Regions from separate parts of the Homo sapiens genome. Here region 1 is linked to region 2. A link is a loop called in an ENCODE intact Hi-C map of the cell type or tissue named here. Cell type or tissue: chondrocyte. All regions are shown on one strand. Each heading gives the region's core, and the rest is flanking DNA. Links, peaks and the distances in the headings are about the cores only. Region 1 holds the start of ADIPINT (adipocyte associated pyruvate carboxylase interacting lncRNA). Region 2 overlaps COL15A1 (collagen type XV alpha 1 chain).

Region 1 (15,066 bases), core at 4,355-12,354, 50 kb before region 2:
TCAATTCCAAATTTTTGGAAGACAGAATCTGATTGGCCCATCCTGTGCCAGAGATCCACCCCTTGTTCAATCAGCTGTCAGCAGAAGGAGCAGGGTCACCTGATACAAAAGACCACAGCTTCTGGGCTAAGAAGAAGGAGAGTTCTATAAAATATGAGTGTGATTGGGGAGGAAGTAATCGACTTCTTAGATATATTATGGGTAGTATTATGGATAGCAGATCCATAATATATAATATATGTAGGCAAACATAAGCAATGTGTAATATCTGTAAGCATGAATCCTGAACGATGGGAGTTATCCCCATTTTATAGCTGGGGAAACAGATTCAGAGAGTGAAAGTGACTTTTCCAAGGTTGCTCCTTTTAATGGCAAAGCCATGGTTTCAATTCAGGGCTGCCACATTGCTTCTTGGCATTCCTTAAGTCTTTCTGGAACTCATTTTTATATCCGCTTATTCATCCATTCAACTAGAAATTATCCAGCACTGGCCATGGGCCTGGCATGATGTAAAGCCCTGGTCACACAGACATGTCTGGAAACCGATCAAGAGCATAAGGGAGGGTTCTTGCCCTGCAAAATATTATAGATTTTCTAGGGAGAGGAGACATACAAACACCACAAGTTCAGGCATTGTTGCATAAAGTGCCCCCAGGAGTGAGCAATACTGCAAAGGCTATGGGATGGAAGAGTAGAGAGAACTCCGTGGACTGGCATAGCTGGGGAAGTCTCCTGGAGAAGGCAGAACTCCATTTAGGTGCCCCAGATTAGAGGGGAGAAGGAAGGAAGGACTTCACACAAGCAGAGCTGTGTGCATTCTACCTCCTGAACATCATTCATTTACATCCGTTTCTCTACATCCCCCTGGGCCCCATCCTGGTCCCAGTCACTAGCATCCCTTGCCTGGACACAGCCTAAGCCTTCAACATATCTGCCTCCTTCTTGTCTTGTTCCCCACCAATGGATTGGTATTGTCGATCTTTTTTTTTAATTGATAAAATACTTCAATCATATCAAAAAGTATAGTAAACAATGCAAGGGTCACCAAGATACCATCATTTAGATTCAATAGATATAAACATTTCTGCATATTCATTTCAGTTCTGTCTTTTATAGAAATATAACAATTTCAGCTGAATTCCTGCTCTACCCCTTAACCCTCCCTCCCCTTTCTAATGTTCTGTTAGATTGACCATCATTCCTACGCGGTTTTCTACTTTTTCTACTGATGCTGTATTCACAAAGCATATGTGGCATTTTGTGTATTTTCATTGGTAATGCTCACATACATAAGGTTCATATCATTTTGCAACTTGTCTTTCTTTCTCCACTGCTCATTGTTTTTCAGATTTATTCTTGATACAAGGATGCGTTAGGCCATTCTTGCATTGCTGCAAAGGAAACCTGAGGGTGGGTGATTTAAAAAGAGAAGAAGTTTAATTGGCTCATGGTTCTGCAGGCTGTACAGAAATCATGGTGCTGGCACCTGCTTCTGGTGAGGCCTCAGAAAACTTACAATCATGGTGGAAGGTAACAGGGAGCCAGCATGTCACATGGCCAGAGTGGGAGCAAGAGAGCGAGGGAGGAAGTGCCACATACGTTTAAACAACCAGATGTCACGTGAACTGAGTGAGAACTCACTCATCACCAAGGGGAGATGGTGCTAAACCATTCATGAGGGATCTGCCCCCATGATCCAATCACCTCCCACCAGGCCCCACCTCCAACATTGGGAATCACATTTCAACATGAGATTTGGAGACAAACTTCCAAACTATATCAGGGGAGATCTAGTTAATTCATTTAACTGCTGTATAGCATCCCATTGTGTGAATGAATCACAGTTTACCTGTTTCCCTATAGATGCCTGGTTAGCTTGTTTCTACTTTTTCACTATTAAAAATGGCACTGCAGTGAATATCCTTCCATATACCTCTTTGGGCACATGTGTATGTGGTTTTCTCCTAGGGTAGAAACCAAGAAACGGAATTGCTGGGTGCTATGGTCTGAATGTTTGTGTCCCTCCAAAATTCATATGTTGAAACCTAATCCCCAAGGTAATGGTATTAGAAGGTGGGGACTTTGAAAGGTGATTAGGTGATGAGAGCTCTGCCCTTGTGAATGGGATTAGTGTCCTTATAAAATAGGCCAGAGAAAGCTCCTTCGCTCCTTTCACCATGTGAGGACATAGCAAGAAGGCAACATCTATGAACCAGGTGGTGATTCCCTCACTAGACACTGAATCTGCTGGCAACCTGACTTTGGACTTTTCAGCCTCCAGTTTATGGCACTCTGTGATAGCAGCCTGGATGGACTAAGACACTGGGCCAAAAATACACAGATCTTCAACTCTACTGGTGTTGCTAAAGATTCTTTAAAATGGCAGTGCCACATTATATGTGCACTCCTCCAGTGTCTGTGAAATAAGAATTCCAGTGGCTTCACATCTTCACAGTCACTTGGTGTTGTCAATATTTTTCTTTAAAAAAAATCAAATTTCTCCTTCTTTCTTCTATCTTCTATGGCAGATAGAGGAATCTTTCTAAAATGCAAACCTGATCATGCCCCTTCCCTGCTTAAAACCCCTCCAGTGGGCCCTCACTGCTCCCTGTAAAACACCCACGCTCGAGTGACCCACAGGCTCTGTGTGAGGAGTCGGTGCCTGCTCACCTCTCCAGGCTCACCTCTCTCTCCTCCCCTGCCCCAACATGGCTGAGCATACAGACACACACATGCACACATGCGGGTATGCATACCTATGGGCATGATATTGTCCAATCAAACTAAACCATATACATTTCCCCTAATCTACTGACCTTTTCTTGTTTGAGGGTCTTGGGATACGCTGCTCTCTCTGCCTGAAATATTCTTATTCTTCCCCTTCTTCCCCTTCCCCACTCTTTAGAGGCTGAATCTTTTTTTTGGAGACTGTCTCACTCTATCGCCCAGGCTGGGGTGCCATCTTGGCTTACTGCAACCTTCGCCTCCCGGGTTCAAAAGATTCTCGTGCCTCAGCCTCCAGAGTAGCTGGGATTATAGGTGCATGCCACCACGCCTGGCTAATTTTTTTGTATTTTTAGTAGAGACGGGGTTCCACCATGTTGGCCAGGCTGGTCTCGAACTCCTGGCCTCAAGTGATGTGCCTGCCTTGGCCTCCCAAAGTGTTGGGATTACAGGCGTGAGCCACCTGGCCCAGAGGCTGATTCCTACCAGCCCTCAGCTCTTGGCTTGCTGCCTCCTCCCTGGGAAGCCTTCACGGGCATTCTGAGCCTGCGCGTGATGCCTTTCCTCAGTTTCCCAGCCAGCACCCTCCACTTTGGGCCTCACAGTTCTCGGGACACTGACTTGTGATTGCCTGTTTATCATCTCCCTGTCCCACTGTTCTGTAGACTTCTTCATATCAGGGCTTGTGTGCTCAGCCTATTTATTGAATAAATTTCTTACATAATCTGCGGACAGGAGACGGGTCTGGATGGAACAGAAGTGGCAAGAGGAGAAGCAGCAGGAAATCAGACTGGAGAGAAAGTGCTGAACCATAACCTCAGAACTCCAATCCCCAGGTAAGGAAACAGACTCGGCAAGATGACTGACCTTGTCTAGAGTCACATATTCAGTCAGTGTCAGAGCCGGATTTTATCTGCAGTCTCCTGACTTGAGGTTGGGGCGCTCTCTGCCGCATTTTAGCTGTGGACAATGGGAAGGAATCAGTATAGCAGGAGAGAGATGGGGCTGCCAGGGAGGGCAGGAAGTGCCGGGAGGGAGGCCTTGGGATCTGGGATGCAGGTGGACGGCTTGGCTCTGCAGACATAATCCTGGGTCCTCTGGGAGGCGAGGAAGGAAGAAACATTGGGCCAGTTTCCTAGAACAGACACTTGTCCAGGCTGCCTGGGGAGACTTGGGTGGGCCGCCTCTTCTCCTGGGAGGAGCAGACTTGTAAGAAGAAATGCATCCTCTCCCTGAAGACCCAGCCCACCTGAGTGGCATCAGGAGAATGATTTCTCAAGATCCCCCTTTGGCAGGAGGGACACCAGAGCCAAGGACAGCCAGGAAGAATTAAAGGAAGAATTAAAGGCCTAATGCAAGCAGGCAGGTGCTGGCCCGGGGACTGAAGTTCAGCTCCTCCAGCCAAAGGGGCTATAGAGGGTAGAGGTCAGGCTCAGAGGCTTGGGGTCACTGGCATGTAGAGGAGCCCTTCTGTGCATCTGCTCATGTGTGGCAGGGCAAGGGGACATCAGTAAAATGGGGACAACAATACCTATATGTCATGTGATTATGGTGAGAATTAAGTAAAATTATTGTAAAAATGGAAAGGGCTCAGAAGAGTGCTTGGCACAGAACATCACTCAGCTGCCCATAGTTATTATTATTTGCCCACAGGGTTGTTGGGAGGAGTAAACAGGACAGCCTGGTGGACAGACCCTGTAAGGCTGGGTCAATGACTACGAGCAGGCTTCTTCTGTTAGGAACTCAACCAGTGAGTGTAGATGAGGATGGGAAATCCTCATCTACAGAGAGGCAGAGAGGAGGGGCGTGGCCTCCAGGGAACCAGCCTCCTCCATTACTTGAGTTTCTGCACCTGACAGCTTCATCATGGATGACACAGGTCACCTCTGGAAAGATGCTTACAGCTCACACAATCCAGCTCTCCAGCTGCATACAAGGGGAAACCGAGACCCAGAGGGTAGAAGTGACTTGTCCTGGGCCATGTGCAAGGCACATCTGAGCCCCACTTCTGGACTCAGACCTAAGGTTCCTTCTTCTGTTGCATCAGCCGAGGTCTCAGTGTTTGGCATTTCTTCCCACAGTTGTCCTCTGCCTCAGAAATCAACGGGCTCTCACCAGCTCTGAGAACCTCAACCTTTGAGAGCTCCCTGATTTGATTCCTTTCTTCCTGTTTTCCCGTAGAAGCCAGTTGAAAAGCAATTGAAAGCCACTTCCACCTCTGGTGACCTCTCCAGAACTCTCCCTCCCTCGGCCTCTCCTGGAGAGGTCAGGAGCAGATTAGCAGTGTGTACCTATCTGCACCCTTCACGAAGGTTTTCAGGGGCAGGTGGTCTCCTTTTCCTCAAATGGAGTGCCCTCCCTCCCTCCTTCGCTGCACCCTCCCTCCCTTCTTCCCTTCCTTCTTTTCTTCTTTTCTTCCTCACACACCTTGCTGTGTCAAAACCACCCATCTGGTACACACAGAAGTTCATTCTGAGTGACCTTGAGCCTGCATCTTTGTTGCACAGGTAGAATTTCTCTACTGAAAAATAGTTTCAGGAGAAAATAGATACAAAATGCCAGGCCTGGTAAGAGCTCATTTGTAAGGCATATATTGACCAACAAGCCCAGGAATTATAGGCATGCAAAATGGGGGAAAATGAAGCTTTAGATTTTTTCTTGTAGCTACCGTGATTTTTTGATAAGCTGTTAGAGCAGCCCATGGCGGGTCTTGCTGCTTTAATAAACTCTCGTGGGGCCAGAGGAGTCTCGTATCCATGAAGCAGGTTCACGTATGTTATTTCATCTGAAACATACAACTGCCCTCTGAGGTGAGCTGGACAGAATTGTTTCCTCCACTTTTCTGATGAGGAAACCGAAGCTCAGAGAGATCAAGGAGTTTCTCCTAAAGATCTGACAGACCCAAGGCTTCGACCAAGTGTTTCTGACTCCACATCTAGGGCTCCTTTTACTAACAATTCTACTTGAGAGAAATCCAGACTTTTAAACTTAGGACAAGATCCTACCCAGAATTTTTAGTTAAGAGCTAGAATTAAGTGAATCTGAAGTGCACATTATCCACAAAAGGGATAAATTATAGTAAAGATAAAAGTGACCATTGAATCAACGACAACTAGACTGTCCCCTCTGGTCTCCCTGTTCCACCTTTGAACTCCAAGTTAGACTTTTATCCTCAAAGCCTTCCCTGGCTCCCTACTCACCCGCTGGGGTGGAGTGGATTATTTTTCCTCTGGGCCAACCTTTTCACGTTCTGTGAGTCTCAACTACAATTTGCATTATATTGTCATTCATTCATTCATTCATTCATTCATTCATTTGTTCATTCACAGAACTCTCTTGTCCCATGTGCGATGAGTTCCTCAGGGTAGTGACCTTCCCTGTGGCACAGTATCCTTAGGCAGTGAAACGATTCTGCAAGTGAACTGGCCTGGCCTGGTCTAATTCAAGGACACAACAATGTGTACCAAGTCTGGTGCTGGGCTTGGAGCAGTGGCATTTGCTGACTCAGAGAGGGGCTTGCAGCAAGTAGGGTGGTGGCCAGGAGCTGGGGAATGGGCATTGTGGGAGGGTCTTGACCAGCAGACAGATTTTGGGGAAGTCTGGGAGCCCAGGCTATAGCCACTGGCCTGAGGTTTGGGATCAGGACTCAAGTCTTTGGAGTTAGGGTTCAGGAACTTACAATGATCTTGGAAGAAACAGGCTGCAAGGCCAGGATTGGTATCAGGAATGAGTCAAAAGTCCTTCCCCTTGGAGGCCCAGCTGCCGGGCCCATGGGGGCTGAGCCCTCTGAACACCCTGGCAAAGGGCCAAGGATCTGGGGCCGTCTCAGCTGTCGGGGCAGGAGGCTGGGAGTGGGGAGGCAGGCAAGATATTTTAAGAAGCCGCATTTTTCTCATTTCCAAAAGGCAGAAGAGCTGAGTAGTTAAAGTACAAAGAAAAAAAAAAAGTTTGGTTTAGAAATTGCCCTAACCTAGATTCTCAGATAAAGGAGGGAGCCTTTCATATAGAGCTTTTTGTGATTGCTATGGTACAGGGGACCTCTCTTGCTTTGTGCAGAACAACCATCATTTCCGTTCCCTCCGAATAGCCCTAGTCCATCACTCTGACCCCAAAGACAGGCCGATGTCCAGAAATCATATTGAGTAACTCAGCTCATATCTTACCAAACAAGTTGGATTTTACTTTCTGGGTAAAAAAGTTATCGGTTCATGGTCTGTGCAATTACTTTGAAGATGGCTCATTCTCATTGCCTCTTGAAGGAAAGTTCCCAGTCTCTGCACACTTTTTTTGCTATGGCAAGGAGCACCAGCTGCTCACCTGTCCTCCACACCAGGGGAGTGAAAGACCAAGTTGTCATATGCTTGAAGAAATGAAAAGGGGAAACTAATAATATTTATTGAGAACGTGCTACGTGGAGGCATGGTCTTAGGCCTTTCATATGTATTATTCTATGTGTATATATTTACATACATACACACGGCAGTGCGGGGAGATAAGGTGTTACTATTCCCAATCTCCAAAGGAATAAATGAAGACTCAGTTGCCATTTAACAAAAGTGTTGGAGTTTGGATTTGAACTCCAGCTCAATCCTCTCTACAGATCTCTGAGATCTTCACTGCTTTTCTTTTTTTTTCTTTTTTTTTTTCTTTTTTCTTTTTTCTTTTTTTTTTTTGAGACGGAGTCTCGCTCTGTTGCCCAGGCTGGAGCGCAGTGGTGCTGTCTCAGCTCACCGAAACCTCCACCTCCCGGGTTCAAGTGATTCTCCTACCTCAGCCTCCAGAGTAGCTGGGACTACGGGTGTCCACCACCACGTCTGGCTAATTTGTTGTATTTTTAGTAGAGGTGGGGTTTCATCGTGTTAGCCAGGATGGTCTCGATCTCCTGACCTCGTGATCTGCCCGCCTCAGCCTCCCAAAGTGCTGGGATTACAGGCGTGAATCACCATGCCCGGCTTCTTCACCGCTTTTCTGCACAGTGAAGATACCCCGGAAGGACTGGTGCTACCTTTTCAGAGCTGGAATGATTATACCAAAGGCCACTGGAGCTGGTCTGGCCACCAGGAGCTTTCTGATTTCCCAAGTGTCCCTCCTTTATGCCAGTCTCTGATGTCAGCTAGACCACTGGTTGGCTGGCCCAGTTATCCAGATCTGAAGGCCCTGCCCTGGCCTAGGGGCCCTTATTGATAAGAAGAGAGTGATGCTGCTGGTTCCCTGCTAGGGGAGCGGTGAACCCAGCCGAGAGGACATGTTGGCTGCACAGGTTTGCCTGCTAAAGGAGCCAGCGCAGTTGGCTGCAGGGAATTTGATGAAAATAATCAGCTGCAAACTCTTAAAAAACAAACAGACTTCGATCCAGAGGTTTGAATAACAGCCCTCTCAGCCAGATGGCCGCAGGAGCCTCGCCAGGGAGAAAAAAATGATCTCCTGCCCTGAATTTCCTCTTTGTTCTGGACCCTGCTCTCGGTGGACAGCATCGGTGCACCCCACCCTCGAGAGCGCCAGCCGCCCGGACAGGGCCTTGTGTTTAGGGAGCTTAAGGCAGCTTTCCCCAGATTAGGGTTTTGGGACAGGGAATCCAGGCAAAGAAGCGGCTTTCTTGTCCCAGTATGAGTCACCACAGGCTGGAGGAAGCACACAGCTGTCTGCATCTGGGCCTGGAATGTGGTTTCCTCTTCACAGGACACTCCCAAGGAGACTGGGACCCTTGTGGGTACAGGACAGGAAGTCGTAAGCAGGGCCACCCTGTGTGGGGCAGACCTGGACACCATGGTCCCCTCCAACAGGGCTTCACGTCCGAGCTATTGGGAAGAGAATGCTAGCTTGCTGCCACATTACATTGCAACCATGTCTGGAACAAGTGGTAGGGAGTGCAACCTCCCAGACTCAGCCCCCGATGGCTCCAATAAGAGCACTGATGTAAGACTGAGACCAATGTGGATTCGAATCCTTAGTCTTCTACTGTGTGACCTCAGACAACTTATTTGACTTCTCTGAGCCTGTTTTTACTTCCCTGAGTTTTAATGAGAATAATAAAGAAATTACATTTTCAATGCATATAGCACAGTATCTGGCACATAGCAGGCACAAAATAAACATTGGTTTCCTCCCTCCCAGCCTTCTGGCCCAGAGCCTCTTGGTACCAAGAATTTCTTCTAATGCCTACTCCTAAATGCTTTCACTGATCCGTGGTTCAACCTGTCATTCTTGGCTTTTGGCAAAACTTCCAAGTACAATCCTCTCCCATCTTCCCTGAATGGATTCCTCTCTCTCCTCTATTGTTATTTTAGTGACTCTGTTTGCCAGTATGTATTTTGATTTACTAAGCTACCACAGATTCTGTTTGGAAGTAGGCTAGGCAGGGTATGCAATTACAGTGATGTTGCATCAGGCTCATCTAACTTACAAGTTATTTTATTTTTTAATTTTTAATTTTTATGGGTATATCAGGTATATATATATATTTATGGGTTCAATGAGAAACTTTGATATAGGCATGCAATGCCTAATAATCACATCAGGGTAAATGGCGTATCCAACACCTCAAGCATTTATCACAAGGTAATTTTAGGATTTCCTCCCCTCTGGATGGGCGATATGGCTCACTCCCAGCTCTTTGGGAAGCTGAGGCAGGAGGGTCCGTTGAGCTCAGGAGTTTGAGGCCAACCTAGGCAACATAGTGAGACCTCCTTCTCTACAAACAAACAAACAAACAAACAAAATTAGCTGAGCATGGTGGCACATGCCTGTGGTCCCAGCTACTCAGGAGGCTGAGGTGGGAGGATCACTTGGGCCTAGGAGGTCAAGGCTATAGTGAGCTGTGATTGTGCCACTGCCCTCCAGCCTGGGTGACAGAGCTAGACTCTGTCTTTAAAAAAAAAAAAAAAAGCTTCACAACAACAAACAAATCTATTAATATGTACTAAAATGTTAAAGTGTATTAGTCAGGATAGGCTGGATTTTGCTTCAGTAATAAACAACTCTTAAATATGCATGGCTTAAAATAGCAAAGGCTCACTTCTCACTCATGCTCCACATTCATTGTAGGTTTGTGGGGTCATCGTTCACACTGACCTGTCTTAGATACTCAAGGTTCACCACCTGGAATGCTGTGGGTCACTGCAGCAGGGGGAGGAGAAGATGAAGAATCTCTTAGCAGCACTAGAATGCTTCTGCCTGGTGGTAACACACCACTTCCCATTTCACAGGCCAAAGGAAGGGACATACAATCCTATTGTGTGCTCAGGTGGAAAATAACCAGAAAAACTGAGGAACAAGCATTAATGTTGACTACATAGAGGCTCAGTGTTTTAAAATAATAGAGGAAACCCTGCAGGCAAGAAGAAGTTTCAGTATTCTCCACTCTTGCCATTAATCACTAGGGATTTGCTGGCCATTTTAAAATCAGAATATGCCCAGACATTTGCATAGAAGAAGTTCCTTTTGTTTCTCCCTTCGGTCTATGTCAGAGGTCCTGAATTTCCAGTGTGCGTAAGTATTCTTGTTTGCCATTGTACAACGCTGTGTACACAATCCTAAAAGGCTTTCAGAGTGTTTTGGACATAAGCATTTTCCCTGTATGTGCTGAGTTTAGAACCTAATTTACTTAGGATGTGACTTTGCAGTACTTAATTGACACTAATGCCTGATTTTAGTTGTCCCAAAGTTTTATCACATTCTCCTCTTCTGTGCGTCACTTACAACCCTAGGAGCTAGTTTTTATCCAAAACTCTGAAAAACGTCGTCCACATACATTATCTTATTTAGTAACACTTGTAACCCAAAGGAGTTGGTTTATTAGTGGAACATTTCCATTCTACAGAGAGGGCAAGTGACTTGCTCAAGGACACAGCGCAGATATGTGGAAGTCGAATTTGTGAACATATTTCTGTCTGGCTTTAAATTCTGTGACTTTCTCATGATCCTAGGCAGGCTTCCAGCTGGGACAAGGAGGTCTTATTTGGAAAGGGAGTTTATAGGCCCTGAACTCTGCTCTGGAAATCTGTGAAAAGAACAGGAGGGAATGAGAGGCTCAGCCCCATAGACCCTTCTCCCTGCTGCCATCCACTCAGGGCATTGTGCTTAGTGAAAGCCCAGTTTCCGCAGGGATTACTTTGGGCACACAACATTCTAGGAGCTGGATGTCCAGGAATTCCTGTTAATTAGGCATTTATTCACGGAATAAATGTTTCCCTGAAGAGCTTTCTGCAGCTGGCCAATGTTCCGGTTTGGTCGTGGGCAGTGAGATGCCCATTAGTCTAGAATACACGACAGTGTGAGGCGCACGTTCACACGTGAATTGCCCGTGTAAGTAGTATAAGTATGTAACATGTATAAGTGTGTAAGCTGTGTAATATGTATGTGTAGGGTTGGTGCTTGTGTTAGCTGTTCTCTGTTTGTAGAGTCACTAGATAAAATACAGGATGCTCAATTTAATCTGAACTTCAGATGAGCATCAAATTATTTTTTAGTATAAATTTATCCATGCAGCATTTGGAACATAATTATACTAAAAACATGTTATTCATCTGAAATTCAAATGTAACTGGTCATCTTGTGTTTCGGTTTGGTAATCTGGCTGCTATGTCTACATGCATGTGTGTCAGCATAAATGGACTTGCTTGTTTATACCCCAGGGTGCACCTGAGTGTGTGTGTTTGTGCCCGTGTGTCTCTGGGTGGGTACGGGGGTCTGTGTGCATGTGTACCTCGCTGATAAGGAGTCAGTGGCTGGTTGGGAACCAACTGCTTCACCATCCATAGCTCATCTCCTGCCAGTCCAACCCTACTGGAGCAAGAGGGGTCAGGATGGGCCAGGCATGGTGACTAAAGCCTGTAATCCCAGCACTTTGGGAGGCCGAGGTGGGTGGATCACCTGAGATCGGGAGTTTGAGACCAGCCTGGCCAACATGGTGAAACCCCGTTTCTACTAATAATACAAAAATTAGCTGGGTGTGGTGGCAGGCACCTATAATCCTAGCTACTCAGGAGGCTGAGGCAGAAGAATCGCCTGAACCCAGGAGGCAGAGGTTGCAGTGAGCTGAGATTGCGCCATTGCTCTCCATCCTGGGTAACAAGAGCAAAATTCAGTCCCCAAAAGAGAGACAGAAAAAAAAAAGAGGGGTCAGGATGGGCCTTGAATACCTGGTCAGGGAGCTTGGACTTTCTCCTGAGGGTAGCCACGTAAGGCTCTGAGTAAGGGAGCAAACAGATCTAGATGTGTTCTACAGAAGTCCCTCTGGCTGCATTGCAGAGAAAGAGCTGGAGAAGGCAACACCAGAGGGAGGCTGAGGGAGCTGGATGGTGACCATAGTGAGGGAGGGTGAAGATCTGGGCTAAGGCTTTGGCAGTGGAGATGGAGGGAAAGGGTCTAATTGCAGGACTCGTTGAACAACCATGAAGGGGCTGAGGAAGTCTGAAGTTGCAGGTGGTGTTCATGTTTCCAGCCTGGGCACCTGGGCTGATGAACCATGGGCCCCTTGGTGTTTATCTTGCTCCCTTCCTCACCCTCAATGTCAGGCACAGTGCCTGGCATGTAGTGGATGCTCTGTGGGTGTTTATGGCATGAATACATGTACATGTTGATGAGAGAAGTGGGGAATACATCAGGAAGAGGAAGAGGAGAAGAAGGTAGAGGAGGGAGAGGGAGAGGAGGAAGCGAAGGAAGAGGAGAAGAAGGGGAGGGAGGAGGAGAGATACATCCTGACTGCATGTCAGCGCTGGGGACTGACAGTGTCTATTTCATCCCTGGCTATAGCTCCACATTAAAATAGTACCCAGCAGTGAGTAAATGACAGTGTAAACCAAATCCAAGCACAGTGCCTGGCATATCGTAAAAGCTCAATAAATGTGCATTCCAACCTTCTTTTCAGGGAGTAAAGATGCTTCCATTATTCCAAGGAATTTCCTTCCCTGAGCACAGTTTTTCTGTTTTAGGGAGGTAAATGTCCTTTTGCTTGGGACATTTTGTCTTTTCTGCCATTGAATTCCTGGGAAATTCAAATGCACTGGGCCTCAAAGCTTGCTGTGGATCATGGGACAGTTAGAGCCCTAGTGAACAACGGCCCGATCCCAGGGGATGGCGCTAGTCAGGGTCAACCCCCTCATGGCCTCTCCTTCCTTCTGACATAGCCTTGTCGTCTGTTGGGAACCCAGAGATTCTCCTGGGTCTGGCACATAGTATGTGCTGTGTAAATGTTTGCTGTGATTATTTTTGTTATTACTGTCCCTGGGCCTGGTGTTTCCTGAAATTGAATTATTTCTCTGACTCTAAAGCTTAGTTTATTTTATTTTATTCAAGCCTTTGGCTAACATCTCAATAGCTCAGGATTCCCAAAGCAGGGAAGACTAATTCTGACACGATCCCTTTCCGGCAATTTTTAAACACTCATGCCACAGAGGAAGGTAGGCTTCCTTCAAGAGCTCACTTAGTGTAGATAAACATTTGACCGGTGGATATGCAAACAGTCCAAAAATGCACCTTTTTCTAAGTGTAGGGTCTCAAAAAGGGTTTTCAGGATTCAATGCATATTCATTTAGTCATTGGCTTGTTCATCTAGTAGTTCCCACTGGAATATAAACCAGGGCAGGCTTTTTGCCTGCCTTGTGTGCTATTGGAAACCCAGTGGCCGAACAGGGCCCGACACTTCACAACTGCTCAATACATATTTGTTGAATGAATGAATGAATGAATGAGCATCTTATCTGTGCTGGGATGCCTGGCATTTGGATACCAGAATTGGACACAGTCCCTGCAGTCCGTGAGCTTGTGGTCCTGCAGAACATCCCCTGCACCCAACGTCTACGTGAAATACAGTGCAGATCAACCCAACTGCCTGTGAGATAGGGAAGGCACCTGCAGGGGTCACGGAGCCAGGCAGAAGGAGAAGCACTTCTGCTAGGAATACCAGAGAAGGCGTCTTAGACTAAGTGGCATTTTTTTCCCCAAAAGTCTTGAAATCACCTTTTATTTTTGTTATTCTTTGTAGAATATGTCAATGTTTTAATAAGGACTCCATATACACATACAAAAGATCAACTGTGCTAATTATGTTAGGCCAGGTTCATTGAATCCATTTTAATCTTCCAAATTTGTTTTTCTTTAAACCGTCAGTCTAATTATAATTTTAAAACTATGATGAATTTTTATTTCTTTTATTGATATGTAATGTTAAACACATTTATAAGGCACATGTAAGTGTTTTATGCATGGAATGTGTAATGGTCAAGTAAGGGTATTTGAGGTATCCGTCACCTTGAGTATTTATCATTTATTTCTATGTGTTGGTATCATTTCAAGTCCTCTCTTTTAGTTACTTTGAAAGATACAAAATATTGTTTGTTGTTAAGTATAGTCATCCTAGTCTGCTATCAAACATTAGAACTTATTTTTTCTATCTAACTGTATGTTTGTACGCATTAATCACCTTCTCTTCATTATCCTCCTCCCACCCACCTACCCACCCTTCCCAGTCTCTGGTATCAATTATTCTATTCTCTATGCCCATGAGATCAAGTTTTTAGCTCCCACGTATGAGTGAGAACACGCGGTATCTGTCTTTCTGTGCCTGGCATTTTCACTTAACATAATGACCTCCAGTTCCATCCCTGTTGCTGCGAATGACATCTCATTCATTTGTATGGCTGAAGAGTATTTTATTGTGTATCCATACCACATTTTCTTTATTCATCCACCTATTGATGGACACTTAGGTTAATTTCATATCTTAGCTATTGTGAATAGTGCTGCAAGAAACATGGGAGTGCAGGTGTCCCTTTGGTACACTTGAATTCCTTTCTTTTGGATAAATACCCAGTAGTGGGATTGCTGGGTCAGGGGGTAGTTCTATTTATAATTTTCTGAGAAACCTCCATTTTGTTTGCCATAGTGGCTGTGCTAATTCACATTCCCAGCAACAGCGTGTTAAGAGTTCCAAGGTGGTATTTGCACCGCTTTGGTTTCAGCATCAAGGAGGAGTTGGTGGAAAGTCAACAGAAGGAGCCATGGTCTAGAGATGGGATATCTTGGTTGGCAGAGGAGTCCTATTTAGGCTCGCTGGGGATAAAGGTCACTGAAGCATATGTTCTGGATGGTAGGGCCCATGTCTGTCTGGTCCTTTGTTACATAGCATGGGATCTGGCACAGTGTGGGCTCTCAATGAGTTGTTGATTAAGAGAAGGAATGAATGACATGAGAGAAGAAAGAAAAGATGGGACCTAGACATCTTTCTGGAGGTTTTCTTGGCAACTATAATGGATTTCATTGCCTCCCCATGTCTGGAAGGAGCCTTAAGCCCCACCCCCATTACCTCCATAGCACTCCACCAAGCGATCATCTCGCTTTGGC
Region 2 (15,066 bases), core at 3,218-11,217:
CTGGCAGGCTTCTGAATGGGACATGCAACGTCCCACACCTGTGCTTTTGCATAGGCTAGTGCCATTTTTATTCTATTATTATTTTTTGGGACAGGGTCTTCTCTGTTGCCCAGGCTGTAGTGCAGTGGTACAATCTTAGCTCATTGAAGCCTCAAAGTCCTGGGCTCAAGGGATCCTCCTTCCTCAGCCTCCTGAGTAGCTGGATTACATACCCTCATACCCAGCTAATTTAAAAATTTTTTGTAGGCATAGAGTTTTGCTGTGTTGCCCAGGCTGGTCTAAAACTCCTGGCTTCAAGCAATTCACCCTTCTTGACCTCCCAAAGTGCTGGGATTACAGGCGTGAGCCACTGCACCTGGCTACCAGTACCATTTTAAAAATGCCTTTCCCCCATAGTACCTGGGGACCCCCAAATCATCCTTCTAAGATTCTACTCTGGGAAGCTGTCTCTCCTCTCCCAGGCATAATGAGCATCTCTTTGTCTCAGGGCTTCTCAGACTGTACAGTGACCACTGATTAGTTGCCTGCATCCCTAACTGCTACATAGGAAGTTCTATGAGGCAGGGATGGGCCTGTCCAACTCTGAATCCTGGAACAGGGATTTCAGGTGCAGGACTGGCATGAAGTGGGTACTCAGCATACTTTTTCAATGAATCAAAGAAGGAATGAAGGGGTTAGTCTAGCCTGTGGTCTAATGCACCAACTTACTATGTTCTCTGTGGTGTGTAAGTCATTCCAATTCTTCCATGGCTTTGTCAGCTGTAGGGTGACCTTGACTGAGTACTCAGGGAATATTATAGGGCTGTCGTTTTCTTCAATAGTGTAATAACTAGTTAGGCTGGAATTCACTCTAATGTTAATTTGCTCTTTATCTTTCTTATTATATTAATTGGATAAAAATTTATTTCCCAGCTTCTCTCTACTCATCTTATTCCTGATTGCCTCAGTTTGTCAAAAGTTGTGCATTTATCTTTTTTCTTCTAGCTAAATATGTAAGTTGATTTTCCAGTTTTCTTTTGATATCTACAGCTTGATCACTTAAAATGAACCATAGATTAGGATATAATCTCTCTTTTTTTTAAGTCTCTCTATGTTGCCCAGGCTGGTCTTGAACTCCTGGGCTCAAGCAATCCTCCCAACTTGGCCTCCCAAAGTGCTGGGATTACAGGCATGAGCCACCACACTTGGCCAGATTAGGGTATAATCTAAAGCCAGTTCTTTTCCAAAGTGGTCCCCAGGTTTCCCCCAAGTACTAATTAAAGTGTGAGCTATTGCCTCATCACTGTACTGCCCATCATTGTTGTGTGATATCTTATCATATAATATTTTTTCTTTTAATGATATACTTTTATTTCTGGTATCTCTGTATTACTGATCACTTTCTTGTGCTAATATGTGTATGTCGTTTTAAATCCATACAATTTTGATGCTTGTTACTTTGTGCTATGTTTTACAGTCTGGTAAGAGAAGTTACCCCTGCCTACCTCCTTCATTAAGCCACGAATTCTTTAGTATAGGTTGGCTTATTCCATAATTTCTGCATGGTATGATTAGATAATGGGAGTGTACCAGTGGTAGTGGGTAGGTGAGGGTTGTAAAAAGGAGGCAATCTTACAATAAGACTCAATTTAAGGCATTAATGTCTAGTGTGGAGAATGGATAAGCAAATAAGACCTCAAAGTCAGAGCATCAGATTGTGGGGTATGACCTATTGCTGTCAACAAAGTGCCCAGGGGAGCTAAGGTGGTATCAGAGGTGTTGGGAGGAGCCAGGTTTGCTGACTGATTACCTTCTTCTGCTCTATCCAAACTACAGAGAGGAAAAGTCTAGGGTTAGAGCAGATCCAGGTCAACATCTAATGAGAGAGACAGGGGTCCCTGGTCACCTAATGAATGCAGCCCACTCTTTATCCCCATTATAACCAAACTCAACCCAACCCAACCCTATCCAACCCAACTCAACCTAATCCAATTCAACCCACCTAATCCAATACAACCCCATCAAACTCAACCCAATCCAACCCAACCCAACCTAATCCAATCCAACCAAACCCATCCCAACCCAACCAAATCCAATCCACTCCAGTTCATATTTGTTGCATACCATGGGTGGTTTAAAGGACAGAACAGGGCAAAAAACTATTCTGAGGGCCCTGGTATCTCTCCCAAGTGACCAGGGCCCCTGACCTTAGATGCCAGGGAACCCCTTTCTGGGTTTGGAGAGCTTGGCTGGAGTCTGGCTTGCAGGCAACACCCTGGCCTTAGGCCTCTCTAGGAGTTACTCCTCCCATCACTGAGGGACTCAAATGGGGCCCAGCTTAAAACACTCCTCCCATCTAGGCAGTCTTTTGTGACTAGCTTCCTCCCAAAGGGAATTTCTGTTGAAGTCTTCAAAATGGTCTGTCTGTTCTGTATTATGGCTTCTCTTACAGATGTCTGTCTTCCTCCTATTATTCCTGGCTTCCTGCTGTCCCAGGCACTCTCTGGAGTAGGTGGCAGGATGGCTGAAGAGCCGCATTAGACTCAGTGCCCATCCTGGAGGGACTCATAGTTCAGTAGTAGAGACAGTGCGCAGAAGCTGGCTTGCATGCTAAGGAGCTTGTCCTGAGTTTCCTAACACAGTGTAAGCAAGCATCTGCACTGCCAAAGTAGGGATGTCCATTTCCACCAGGAGATGGGAGAGGCAGAGGGATGTGAGAAGTGTTTGTAAGAGATTCATTTTTTTCAATAAAATTTTAAAAATTGGTAATAAAAATAATACATAGTTATTATAAAAACTAGGGCCAAAAAGAGGAGTTTAAAAAGATCACATATTATCTTGTGACTCAAAGATAAACCCTGCTAGCATTTGATGGACTGTGTTTCAAGTTTATTTTCCACCCCTAAGTATGCACATAGATCATAATATGAACAGAACATTCTGTACATTGCATTTAGTGTTTAGTTGATGGCTTTTTTCCCCCTTAACAATCATCTAGACACCTTCTCTGGAACATTAAATACTCGTCTCTAATATTTTTTGTGTTTGTAATAGTATTTCATTGTTTGGTTGTCTTGTAATTAAACTTTTAGGCTGTTTCTCATTGCTCACTATTATGAACACTATTGTGACGATCGTAGTCTTGTAGCTTTGTATTTGACGACTTCTGCAATTATTTCCTAGCACAACACAATTTCCTAAAACAAATAGTTGGGTCTAGTGCATGCCCATTTTTAAGGCTTTTGTTGCATTGTTCAGACAGGCAATAATAATTTATACTCCCTGCAACAGCATATGAGAACGCCAAGCCCACCCTGCCTTGTCTATTACTGCTGTGTCTCTAACCCAAAAGGAGCAAATGACAACAGGTAAAGGAACAGTGCCACCATCCTTCTCCAAATGGTGGCCTTACTCAAAAGAGCTGAGGGCTCCTCCCACCCTCCCTCTCCACTCTTCTCCTTCATTCATCCATTTTGCACATGTCTGTGGAAGGGCTAGAAGAGGGTTTTTCAGGAAATTAGAATGTGAGAGCTCATGTCATGAGGACCTTGATGGTCATCAGGCCTCCAGTACCTTGGAATCATTTTGGGGATTCCAAGGGGGCCTGGTGCCCAGTCCTCCAGCTCTTCAGGGATTCTTCATACATCTGAGATAAGGTCCAGACACCAGCAGGTTTGAAAATCTCCTGGGTGCAGTCTAAGATGCAGCCAAGGCTGAGAATAACCAATGCAGTCCAACTGCTTCCTTTCAAAGGTGGTGATGCTGAGTCCCAGAGAGGGACTCCTTGTCTTCCTTATCTGTAAATTAGGGCAATTCCTACTCTAAGGATTAGTGATCGGGCCTGTCACTGGTGATCAGTTCAATGCCTCCTTACTTCCCTGCTCCCACATCACTGTGGGTTCCTTGAGGGCAGGAAGCCGTTTTTATTTATCCATGTTTCCCCAGCATCTGACATGGCACTAAATGGACACAATGAGCATTTGAATAAGTTAATGAATGAATCATTCAAAGCCTGGGACTGTGGAGATCTTAGTGAAAACCCAGCATTATGAACCTTTGACCAGCAAAGTCTATGTGCGCCTCCAGCCACACTGAAAGACCACCCTGCAGCCATCCACTGTGCAGGATGATGGGGCTAGAGCAGGGTGAGAGTAGGCACTGCCTATAGTATGTATATCAAGAATAGAATGTTTCATGAAAGAAAAGTTAAGCTGTGCTTTTTCTGGCATAGGAAAGTTACAACCATTTCATCTCACAGAACATAGAGTAGAGATTCTAGCTGATGACAAGCTGAACCCAAGTTCTTGCAAGTTCAACAGCATTACACACAGAACCTCTGAAATAGGCCCAGCCAACTGCTTCTCCTCTCCAACTACAATCTTAGTGGCTAGCTAGTTCTGACTTGATTGTCTAGCTCAGAGAAGGAAAGTGACTAGCTCATGGTCACAGTTCAAGTTGGCAGGAGAGCCAGGTCTAGAACCAGGTATCCTGACTCCTAGGCCAGTGCTCTGGTGCTTCACATGAACCTAAGAAAATACCAAGGGTATGGCTGGGGTATGGTGGCTCATGCCTATAATCCCAGCACTTTGGGAGGCCAAGGCAGATGGATCACCTGAGGTCAGGAGTTTGTGACCAGCCGGGCCAACATGACAAAATCTTGCCTTTACTAAAAATACAAAAATTAGCTGGGCGTGGTGGTGCACGCCTGTGGTCCCAGCTACTTGGGAGGCTAAGGCAGGAGAATCTCTTGAGCCCAAGAGGCAGAGGTGGCAGTGAGCCGAGATCATGCCACTACATTCCAGCCTGGGTGGCAGAGAAAGTCCCCATCTCAAAAACAAAAACAAACAAAGAAACAAAAAACAACAACAACCAAAAAACAGTATGATCTGTGCTAATAATTATATAGTGCTTTTTATGTGCCAGGTGCTGTTTTAAGTTTTAATATATAGGATATACATATATGTTATATATACACACATGCATATCCACATACACACATCTGTGTGTGTATGTATATGTTTTATATAATATACATTTTATATGTACATTTACATATATGTATGTGTATCTGTGTGTGTATTTCATATGTGAAATTCTCACCACAGCCTTGTGAAATGAAGAAATTCAATTACAACTTGACATCAGCACACAGGTCTGTCTCCCAGCCTCCATCCTCTCCACCCTAGAATCCATCCTCCACACTGCAGCCACAGTAATCTTCTAGCTTCTTGCCACTCAATCTTCTTGCTTCTAGCATCTTGCTACGTGTGGTCCATGGACCAGCAGCATCAGCATAACCTGGGAACTTGGCAGAAATGCAGAATCTCTGGCTTCACCCCCAGAACTCATAAATCAGAATCACACCATCTAGGGGACTGAGGATAGCATTTTAACAAGATCCTCGGTGATTCGTGTGCACTTTTAACATTTGAGCAACACTCTAAACCAGCTCTGATTGTGTTGCTCCCTGCTTAAAACCCTTTGCCATCTTCCCATGATCACCATCTGTGGTAGGCAGGGTCATGGCCCTCTGAAGGACCCACAGCCTAACCCCCAGGACGTGTCACTCCATTAGGTTCTATAGCAAAGGGAGTTAGGCTGCAGATGGAATCAAGGCTGATAATCAGCTGACCTCAAATGAGGGAGATTGTCTCCGATTATCTGGTTGGGCCCAATATCATCACAAGCGTCCTCAAAAGTGGAAAAGGGAGGCAGAGGAAATCAGAGTGGTGTGATGTGAGAGGACTTGAGCATCCTTGTTTGCTAGCTTTGAAAATAGACGAAGGGGCCACAAGCCAAGGAATGCAGGCAGCCTCTGGAAGCTGCAAAAGGCAAGGAAACTGATTTTCCCTTAAAGCTTCCAGAAAGAACCATGGTCTGCTGATACCTTAATTTTTATCTCAGTAAGACCTGTGTTGGACTTCTAACCTCCAGAACTGTAAGATAAAAAAACTTGTGTTGATGTAAGCCACTAAGTTTGTGGTAGTTTGTTATAGCAGCATTGGAAGATAAATACAGCCTTCTACTCCTTAGTGTGGCATTTGAGGCCCTCTGAAGTTCCACCAAGTGCTGTCCTGGCCTCATCTCCCAGAATATCCCTTCCCACACCCTAATCTCAAACCAACAGAGTCTCCAGAGTAGCTAGAGTATGGGAAGGGACACTCTGAAAAAACCAGACTAGGGTTATTTCTCTCTCTCTCTCTCTCTTTGTGTGTTTGTGTGAGACAGGTTCTCACTCTGTTGCCCAGGCTGGGGTGCAGTGGTGCAATCACAGCTCACTGCAGCCTTGACCTCCCTGGGCTTAAGTGGTCCTCCAGCTCAGCCTCTCAAGTAGCTGGGACTGCAGGTGTGCGCCACCATGCCTGAATAATTTTTCTATCTTCTTTTTTTTTCTTTTTTTAAGAAATGGGGTTTCACTGTGTTGCCCAGACTGGTCTCAAACTCCTGGTACAGGCACCATCACACCTGGCTGGGGTTGTTCTCTATGCCACCAGCACCTAGCCCTGTGCCTGGCCCCTGGCCAGTACTCAGGCAATGCCTTTTGAAGTAATAACCCAGTGGAACCCTGTTACGTTCAGGTCGCCACCAGCCACGGAGGAGCCCATGACATGCCGGAGGCAACTATGGCAACAGTGCGGGACATGGTGGAGACTCTCCCAGAGCCTCAGCCTTAACATTCCTTTGCTCTTCTTCTGCTGTGGGCAAATCACTGTACCTCTCTGGGCCTCAGTTTCCCCATCTGGGAAATGAAGGGGTTGGAAAGACAATTCTAAAAGCATCGTTAGCATGAACATGCTAGGATATCTGAGTTCAGTTTGGCCGCACGTTCTGGCAGTTGGGGGCAGTGATTCGGCTCAGCTCTGCTCAGCCCTGTTCATCTCACTGCTGAGCACATCCTGCACTGTCATCCCATTCACAAAGTGGGATACAAAACTGCCCAGCAACTGTGTGTATTTGGTACAAAACAGACTACAGCTGCTCATTCCCCCTGTCTAGTTAAAATGCCAAATTACTCACTCTCCCACAGAAAGAAAAAAAGGAGGGGTGGAAGAAACCATTTCTCACTGCAGAGTTTTTCCATGTGACATATTTTCTAATTTTATTTCAGGTCTAACTGTCTGCAGTAGATGGCTCCATTTCAGGGTCTTCCCCTCCCCTTTTAGTATATGAGCTTTCATTAAGGAATGAAGTGGCTTTATTTGTTTAATATTTGCAAGTGTGGGCTGATATCAAATTGCAACTGAATGTCTTCATTTTCTCGGCGGAGGGAAGTTCTCTAAGATGCCCCGCACTGGTTTAGTGGCTCGGATTCCTTGGTTCTAGGCCTGGTCACAGGAGCTTTGCCAAGTCCCCTCCATTCTCTGGACTTAGAAACTCAAAGTGAGTATTCCGCAAAGTGAGGAAAAGGCTGGCTCATCACGGAGATAGGGTGGCTGGATTGGAAGCCATGGCTGATGCGCCCCATTTCTAAGAGTGGTTCCATTTGAGACTGTGTTGGAATGGTATGCAGCTCAGTTTATGTCTGTGCTCAGCTCCTGTCATCTCTGCACTGTTGCTTTAGTTCATGGAATGGCTGAGAAATTTTTCATACCTGGAAAGAGTATTGTAGCTTTGTTTTAAAGAAATTAATTCTGGCCAGGCATGGTGGCTCACATCTGTAATCTCAGCACTTCAGGAAGCCGAGGTGGGAGGATCTCTTGAAGCCAGGAGTTCGAGACCAGCCTAGGCAACATAGTGAGACCCTGTCTCTACAAAAAAAAAAAAAAAAAAAACTAAAAACTAAAATGATCTGGGTGTGGTGGCATGAACCTGTAGTCCCAGCTACTCAGGAGGCTGAGGCAGGAGGATCGATCACTTGAGCCCAGGAGACCACCATGCCTGGCCAGAATTAGTTTCTTTAAAACAAAGCTACAGTACTCTTTCCAAGTTATGAAAAATTTCTCAGCCATTCCATGAACTAAAGCAACAGTGCAGAGATGACAGGAGCTGAGCACAGACATAAACTGAGCTGCATACCATTCCAACACAGTCTCAAATGGAACCACTCTTAGAAATGAGGCTGCAGTGAGCTGTGATTGTGCCAGTGTACTTCAGCCTGGGCAACAGAGTGAGATCTTGCCATAAAAAAAAAAAAATTAATTCTGCCCCTGCAATGTCTGTTGCATGCAACCTCTCCCTTCTATCTTCTTGCCCTGCCTGGCTTCAGGCCTGTGTTACCTCTTTCTGCTGGGTTGCTACAGCAGCTCCCTGGCCAGCAGGATCTCCCATCTCTCTGTCCTCTAGCATGGCTTCTCACTGTGAGTCAGAGTAGCTTGTCTAAAACACAGGTCCCATCATGTCACATCCCCTGTCAAAACGCTTCCATGTTTTCTGTGACGCACAATGCATTCCACACTCCTTGGGTTGCAGTTCAAGGCCTCTTCTCCTCTCACATCCCTCCCCGTACCCTGGCTCTACCACCCTGAACTGCTTGCTGGTCTCTGAATTGACCATGCATGTTCCCTTCTCCAAGCCTTTGCTTGCGCTGTTCCTCAGCCTGCCCTATGGAAATCCTCTGCATTTTCACCTTGATAGACTTGTTGCTTAAACTGTGGTCCCTGGACCAGCAGCATGGGCATCATCCAGGAGCTCATTAGAAACAGAGTCCCAAGGCCGGGCACAGGGGCTCACACCTGTAATCCCAGCACTTTGGGAGGCCAAGGTAGGGTGATTGCTTGAGGCCAGGAGTTTGAGACCAGCCTGGGCACCATAGTGAGACAACATCTCTATAAAAAATTAGCATGATGTGGTGACATGTGCCTGTACTCCCAGCTACTTGGGAGCCTGAGGTGGGAGGATCGCTTGAGCCCAAGAGGTTAAGGCTGCAGTGAGCCGAGGTCACACCACTGAACGAACCCCAGCCTGGGTGACAAAGGGAGACTCTGTTTCAAAAATAAAAAAGAAAAAAAAGAAAAGAAATACAGGATCCCAAATCCTGCCTCAGACCCACAACATCAGATCTAGACCCACAGCATCAGATCTAGACCCACGGCATCAGATCTGTACCTTAACCAGGCCCCCAGGTGATGTGTGTGGCACTCAAGTGTAAGCTGCAGTGCTGTGTAGCTTGGAGGGCAAGTGCTGAATCTGGGCAGTCAGATAGAGCTGGCCTGGTTCCAGGCTCTGCATGTATCAGTTGGTGACCTTGGACAATGTACTAATCCTTTTGAAACCTCAGTTTCCTCATCTGTAGAGTGAGGAAACTATAAACGAAATAACGCCCCAAGCTCTTAGCACAGTGCCTGGCACATGGAAAGCCCTTAATGAAGGGGAGTGGCCAGTAACAAGGTTCCATCTCAGTGCTAGCTGATGTTGTGCCTAAGCTGTCCTGTGTCCTCTCTCAGCATTGCTTGTATTGGGTTTATTCCATCAGAGGTGAGAACTCATTTGTAAGTCCATCTTGCTGAGGATGGGAAGGGCCAGGACCAAGTCATTTGTGTTTGGAGTTTAGAATCATTGACCTTCCAGTGGAGGGAGATAAACAATCATAATCTGATGTGGGGAAAGTGAAACATAGCTAAACAAGGACTTTGCAAAGTGGGTGGGATGGAATTCATTCCAGAGTTTCTGCCCTTGGTAGAAATGGCCATTCTGCCTGTTGTAACCTGGGGGCTTTCTCATTCATCCATTTGTTTACCCACTTTTATGTAATATGTATTGACTGTTCTCTGAATACAAGCAATGTGTGATATCCTGGGCAGAAAATGAAAAGCAAGATAGGCTTGCTGCTTGCCCTCTAGGATCCTATAGTCTAATGGGGGACATTGATGCTAAATAAAGGATTGTACAAAAAGACTCTTTATGTTTATAAATGGTAGAAAATGTTAGAAAGTGCAATGAGAGCTATGAAAGCACATGCCAGGACACTCTCATCTGTACCAGGGTGTCAGGAGAGTCTCCCCAAGGAATGGGATTTAAGATGAGATCTGAGGGGTGAACAGATTTAGCCAGGAAAGGAGGTGGGGATGATGGGCTGGAAGAGGAGTGGAATGTTCCAGATACAGAGAAACAGAATGAGGAGAGGATGGAAGAGACAGCCTGAATGTGGCTCGAACACGTTGAGGGAGGAAGGCAGGGTGAAGTTTCTGGGATGAAAGCAGGGCCTTCGCCCAGGAGCCGTTTTTCCTAGCCTGGCCCTGGGGGAGCATCTTGGCTTCCCACCCTCGGTCAGTCCTGCAGCACTACCGCCCAGGGCCACCCGGGGTAAAGGCCTTTGGTCTAGGTAGAGTGCAGTCAAGCCCTGGATTCTACTACCTGCCTTGCTCCTGCCTCTGCTTATCAGACAGTGAATTGCTTCAGGGCGGGGGCAAAGGGTCTCTACCTTTACATAGCGTAAGAGAAGAGAATTTAAGAGACTTGCAGTAAAATGTCAGGAAGGCAGAGTCAGAAGAAAGCCCGGAGCCAGCACAAAGAGCCCCTGGTCCACCTTGGCCTCTCAGGGCCTCCCAGGCCACGACAGCTGCCTGGCAAAGAGGTGGTGGAGGCAAGTGAGGAAGGTTTCTAACAATTGCTGTCTGCGGTTAGACTCCAGTCAGTCCTGGCTTTGGAAAGCTTCCTCCCGTCTATACAACGAAGAGGTCGGACCAGCGCTAAGGTCATCCAGGTCTGACATGATCTCTTTTTATTTTTTATCTCTCTCTGGATCTCTGTATTGAGAATGTGCATCCGTAAACATAGGAAGAATTCTCTTGCCAGGGAACAGAAATGCGGTTTGGGGAGGAATAACTCGGGTGGGAGGTTTTTAGATGCTTTCACTCAGGGGAGCAATTCCTTTAGACATGGTTGTACCCGTGAGACGTGGGGGATGCATTACGCCTCTCCTGTCCAAGCCATTCCTTTGGAGACCTGCTTCTCAAATGGGTGTGCTCACAGTCCTTGGCTGTGTGACACTAGCATGCGAAGAGCCACATTGTTTATTTCCTGGAGGATTTTACTCAGTGGTTGGTAATTTGTGGTGAGGAGACCAGTAACAACTGGGGAATAATTTGGAACATTTTTATATTATTAAAACAAACACACACACATGTTTGGAGTGGAATTCAAAACTTAAGTGCTTTTAAAGATAAAGCAAGAGAATTAAATTTTCAAGGTCCTGGGGGGCTCTTTGGCTAGACTCAGGCCCTCAGGTTTATCTGATGACAGAGTGCTTTAGCAGAGATGATGTTATATACAGATTTGAGGTCCCCAACTTGTGGGGGATATTTAGAATTATTGCAAAGGATACATGGACATTTTCTGTCTACAGATACCTAACACCTGTGTGTTGAGGGGGCTATTAATGCTTTGATATTGACAAGATGGAGATGGTCACTGCCCTCCAAAGCTTTGGATTAGAACTGTCAGCTCCAAGAGGGAAGGAACTTGTCTATCACTGCTGGATCTCCGGCACTTAGAATAGTGCCTGCTGTACAGCAGGTGCTCAATAAATGCTTCTGGAATGAATAGAAATGTGTGTGTTGATGGCCATGAGAAGCTTTCATTTCTCCATCCACGTTTACCTTTCCAGGAATAGCGTGTGGAGCTGCTTTAGCATGGAGATCTTGGGTGGAATGTGAAGAATGCTGTCATGCATATGCATGTGGGAGGCTGGTCAGCCTTGCTCAGGTTCAAGATTTCCAAGAATCACTCTTTGGAGGCAGCCTTCCACCCAGCGTGGTCCATGCTGCATAGCGTAGGCTCCTTGTGTGAGAAGGCACAGTTCACCATTTATGCACCTTAGGTAGCTAGGACCCACTGGGCCTCACTTCTCACAATGCCTGCAAGTCCCCCCAAACACCTTACTCCCATCAGAACCCACTGGGAACCTGAGGCCTCAGAAAATGCTGGACTTTGGGGATCAACTATTCCAGCTCCCCCAAATTGCAGACGGGAAGATGGAGGTTCAAAGAGAGCAAGGAACTTCCTGGGAGTCACACACATTTTAGCGATGTGACTCCCAACAGGTTCCTTGTTCTAGAACTGGGTCTGGAACTACGTCTTCTGATATCCAGGTGGGTGGCATCACTCCATTTTGAAATTCCCCAGTGCTGCTTGATCACATCCGTACCATTCTCAGGGATGTGCTTGACAGTAGTGTGTGGTTAGAGCTGAGCTTTGGAAACATCACATGAACTTTAAATCCTGGTTCAACACTTTTTTTAATTATGTGACTTGGGCACATTGCTCAGAAAGAGTGTGGGTTTCCTCATCTGGATGGTGGTGGTGGGTGATGGGTATAGGAGTCCTACCTCCTGAGGCTATATGAGCTACTCAGCAGGTAATGCCCAGGAGTGCTCAGAGCCAGGGATGGGGAACCCAGTGCTGAGCCATCCATCCCACAAAGTTAAGGTCATGCCCATCCCGTTCACCCCAAATCTCCATGACTTGCAGTGCCAGGCATGTGACGGTGTGTGCTTGATAGTCATTTGTGAATGAACAAATGAATGAATGAACAAAATGGACAGAATATGCTTAGCACCTGACATTTGCCCTGTGCCACCACCCTGAGAGCTAAGTATTGCCACCTCTATTTCCAGATAAGGAAGCTAAGGCTCAGAGAAGTTAAAGAACATGCCCAAGATCACCTGGCTAGTACGTGGCTGAGCAGGGACTTACATACAAGTTTCTCTGGCATCAAATTCCACGTCCTTTGCCCTGCACCATTCTGGGGGAGGCTGGTCCTCCTGGGGTTCCCCCGAGGTCACCTCCCCTCCCACCCCCCCATTCTTGGTCTCTAGTTAGGAGGTGTCCACTGGGTTTTCATCTTGGAAGGTCTGATTCCCTCTCCCATTATTCTGGTGGTCCACAGGCTGTTCCTCCAGCAAACATTTGGAGACTGTCAAGCTGTACTTTCATCTAAATTAAACAAGAGTCAGCCTGTTTCAAAATATGACTTCAGGGTCACCATCTGTTCTGGCTGTTCCCTTAAACTCAAATCCCATTTTGGAGCCAAATGGGGCTCCAGCATCCCACAGAGAGTGTGTCTCTTTGCACAACTGAGCAGGAAAGTCTGTAGAAAGACACAGTGTGTTTGACAACAACCCTCGGACAAATTTCTCTGGTTATTTCTTTTCCCCTACTCAGCAGCATCAACGTCATTGCATGTGAACCACAGGTCCCCACCACAGATTCAAATGCATTCCTTTCTACATTGGGTACCTAGTGTGTACCAAGCTCTGTATGAGGCCCTTTCCCATGCCATCTTCCGGGTCATGGGAGAGAGTGGCCTGGATCTTACAGTGGGGGGAATACAACATGCCAAAGCTGCTCGAGCTGGTCACACCATCAGTCTGGGCATCAGTTTTCTCATCTTGGGGACATTGGACTGGGTATTTTCTGAGGTTCTTCCCAGCTCTGAAGGTTACCCTGATTCTTCATCAGCGCCTTGGCCAATGTAGGCGAGATTTCACGGTGCCCACTGAAGCTATGAGCTCGTTCTGACTGCGCTGCTTGTCTGCCCTGGCTGAATTCACACAAGCTCATCTGTTGGGACGCCCCGGGCTGTTCCCAGGGCAGCTTGATTTTGCCCAGGGCATAACATGCCAAGTGCTGAGAGGCTGCAAGAAAGTATGTCTCCTGCTGTTGCCAAACTATCGCCTTCGCACCACATTCCAGATCACCCAATTCCACCCTCTCCTTGGCAAGAAAAAGAAAGGGGACCCAACTGCCTAGGGCAGCAGCTTGGGGTGAAATGAGGATTCCTCCTAAAATGGTCAGCTAGAACCTTCCTCAGGAATCTGCCAAGGCACCCGGTTGCCTGTTGCATAAATTTTAGTCTCCTTGGCTGGACATTTGAGGCTCTCTGACTCCAGTCTCCTAAAGGAAAAAGAATTGAGAGTAGCAAGAGCTGGGAAGTCCCAACCACTGCAGTTAAGGCCTGCAGTCTTAAGCTCCTTCAGCTTCAGTCATCTCATCTGAAAATGGCATAGCCACAGTCCCCACCCCATCAGACTGCCTTGAGGTTAGGTGAGCTAATGCACCTAAGTGCTGAGCTCAGGGTTGGCCTGTTGTGAGATTAACATTTCTAAGTCTGAATCTCTCTGGATCCATAATTCTCTCCTTTTTGCTCCAATGCTGGAGGCTATCTCGGGGTCCCATTTCTCCCATCCTTGGAATCACTCACTTGGCCCTTGTTTTCCTAATTGTGTGGGTTTGCTCATGCTCTGCTCACTCCACTGTGTTCACCTGTGTGAAGCATCTCAGGCCTATCTCCACTGGCCCTTCCTTCAGGTCCCCTTCCCAGTGTCCCCCAGTGGGCGGGGAGTGCTCCCTCTTTAAGCCCCTACAGGACTTTCCTGTCCTTTGCTTATGGCTCCAAGCTCAGGTCACCTGTATCTGGGCCCCGTGTTGGTGTCTGGTCCTTTTTTTCCAGGGGACCCAATTCCTTGTCCTCTTGATCCCCCAGAGCCCAGCCCAGGTCACCTGTATCTGGGCCCCATGTTGGTGTCTGGTCCTTTTTTTCCAGGGGACCCAATTCCTTGTCCTCTTGTTCCCCCAGAGCCCAGCCCAGCGCCAAGTCCAGACAGGGTTGGAAAGTGGATGCTGGTTGTGGACAAGGCCAGACTGGGCCCAGGATAGAATGAATGATAGTAAGGTCCCCTCCTGACTCTTCTTCTGGGAGGGAAGAGAGAGGACCATTCTCCCCTAGGGAGATGTAAATTATGGCTGCCTTGAGGCCTGTGGATAACAACTCAAGAGATTTCATTGACCCCATAGTATCAATCATGCCAAAGAAATCAAGAAACACCCCAGGCCATGTTTCACTTAGAGAAAGACTTAGAAAGCTCAGAATTAAAATACTCTTTCAAGCTCCTCCTATCATTCAGTGCTCCTCCCAACCCAATGCTGCACCCCCATGGAGGAGATGGGGGGCCTTCTCCACACAGGAGGACCAGGGATCTTACCGTTCTGCTCCTGGGATCTCCAGGGCTGGCCTGTCCCATCCTACCTTGCCCCATGGCCCCAGCTCATGCTCTGACACCCGGATAGGCCATGAGCAGCCTCCCTGAGGCCTCTAGCCAAACCTCAAGGACCCTAACAGTATATAACAGAGAAGGGGAAGCCCGGTTG

Evidence for each region. Hi-C counts contacts between places; a loop is a spot of excess contacts. Peaks named below come from ENCODE experiments on the same cell type or tissue, not always from the same donor. Only the 100,000 strongest peaks of a DNase experiment are listed, where the experiment ranks them.
Region 1: it touches region 2 in a loop (3.0-fold over the local background); 8 of 110 quality-filtered maps call a loop at or near these places.

Annotation. Positions count from the first base shown.
Region 1 is chr9:98,900,443-98,915,508 of GRCh38, forward strand. It overlaps ADIPINT (adipocyte associated pyruvate carboxylase interacting lncRNA), which reads left to right and starts at 10,762. Exons shown (of 2, transcript NR_176918.1): 1 at 10,762-11,028. RefSeq lists silencers at 5,413-5,619, 8,030-8,270. In chondrocyte, for the core only: no CTCF peak of the experiment used is centred there; no DNase peak of the experiment used is centred there.
Region 2 is chr9:98,951,497-98,966,562 of GRCh38, forward strand. All of the region lies in intron 2 of COL15A1 (collagen type XV alpha 1 chain), which reads left to right. Among named protein-coding and RNA genes, the nearest start is that of COL15A1-AS1, 14 kb to the left of the region's middle. RefSeq lists enhancers at 10,259-10,759, 11,260-11,844. In chondrocyte, for the core only: CTCF peaks have their summits at 7,199 and 7,446; no DNase peak of the experiment used is centred there.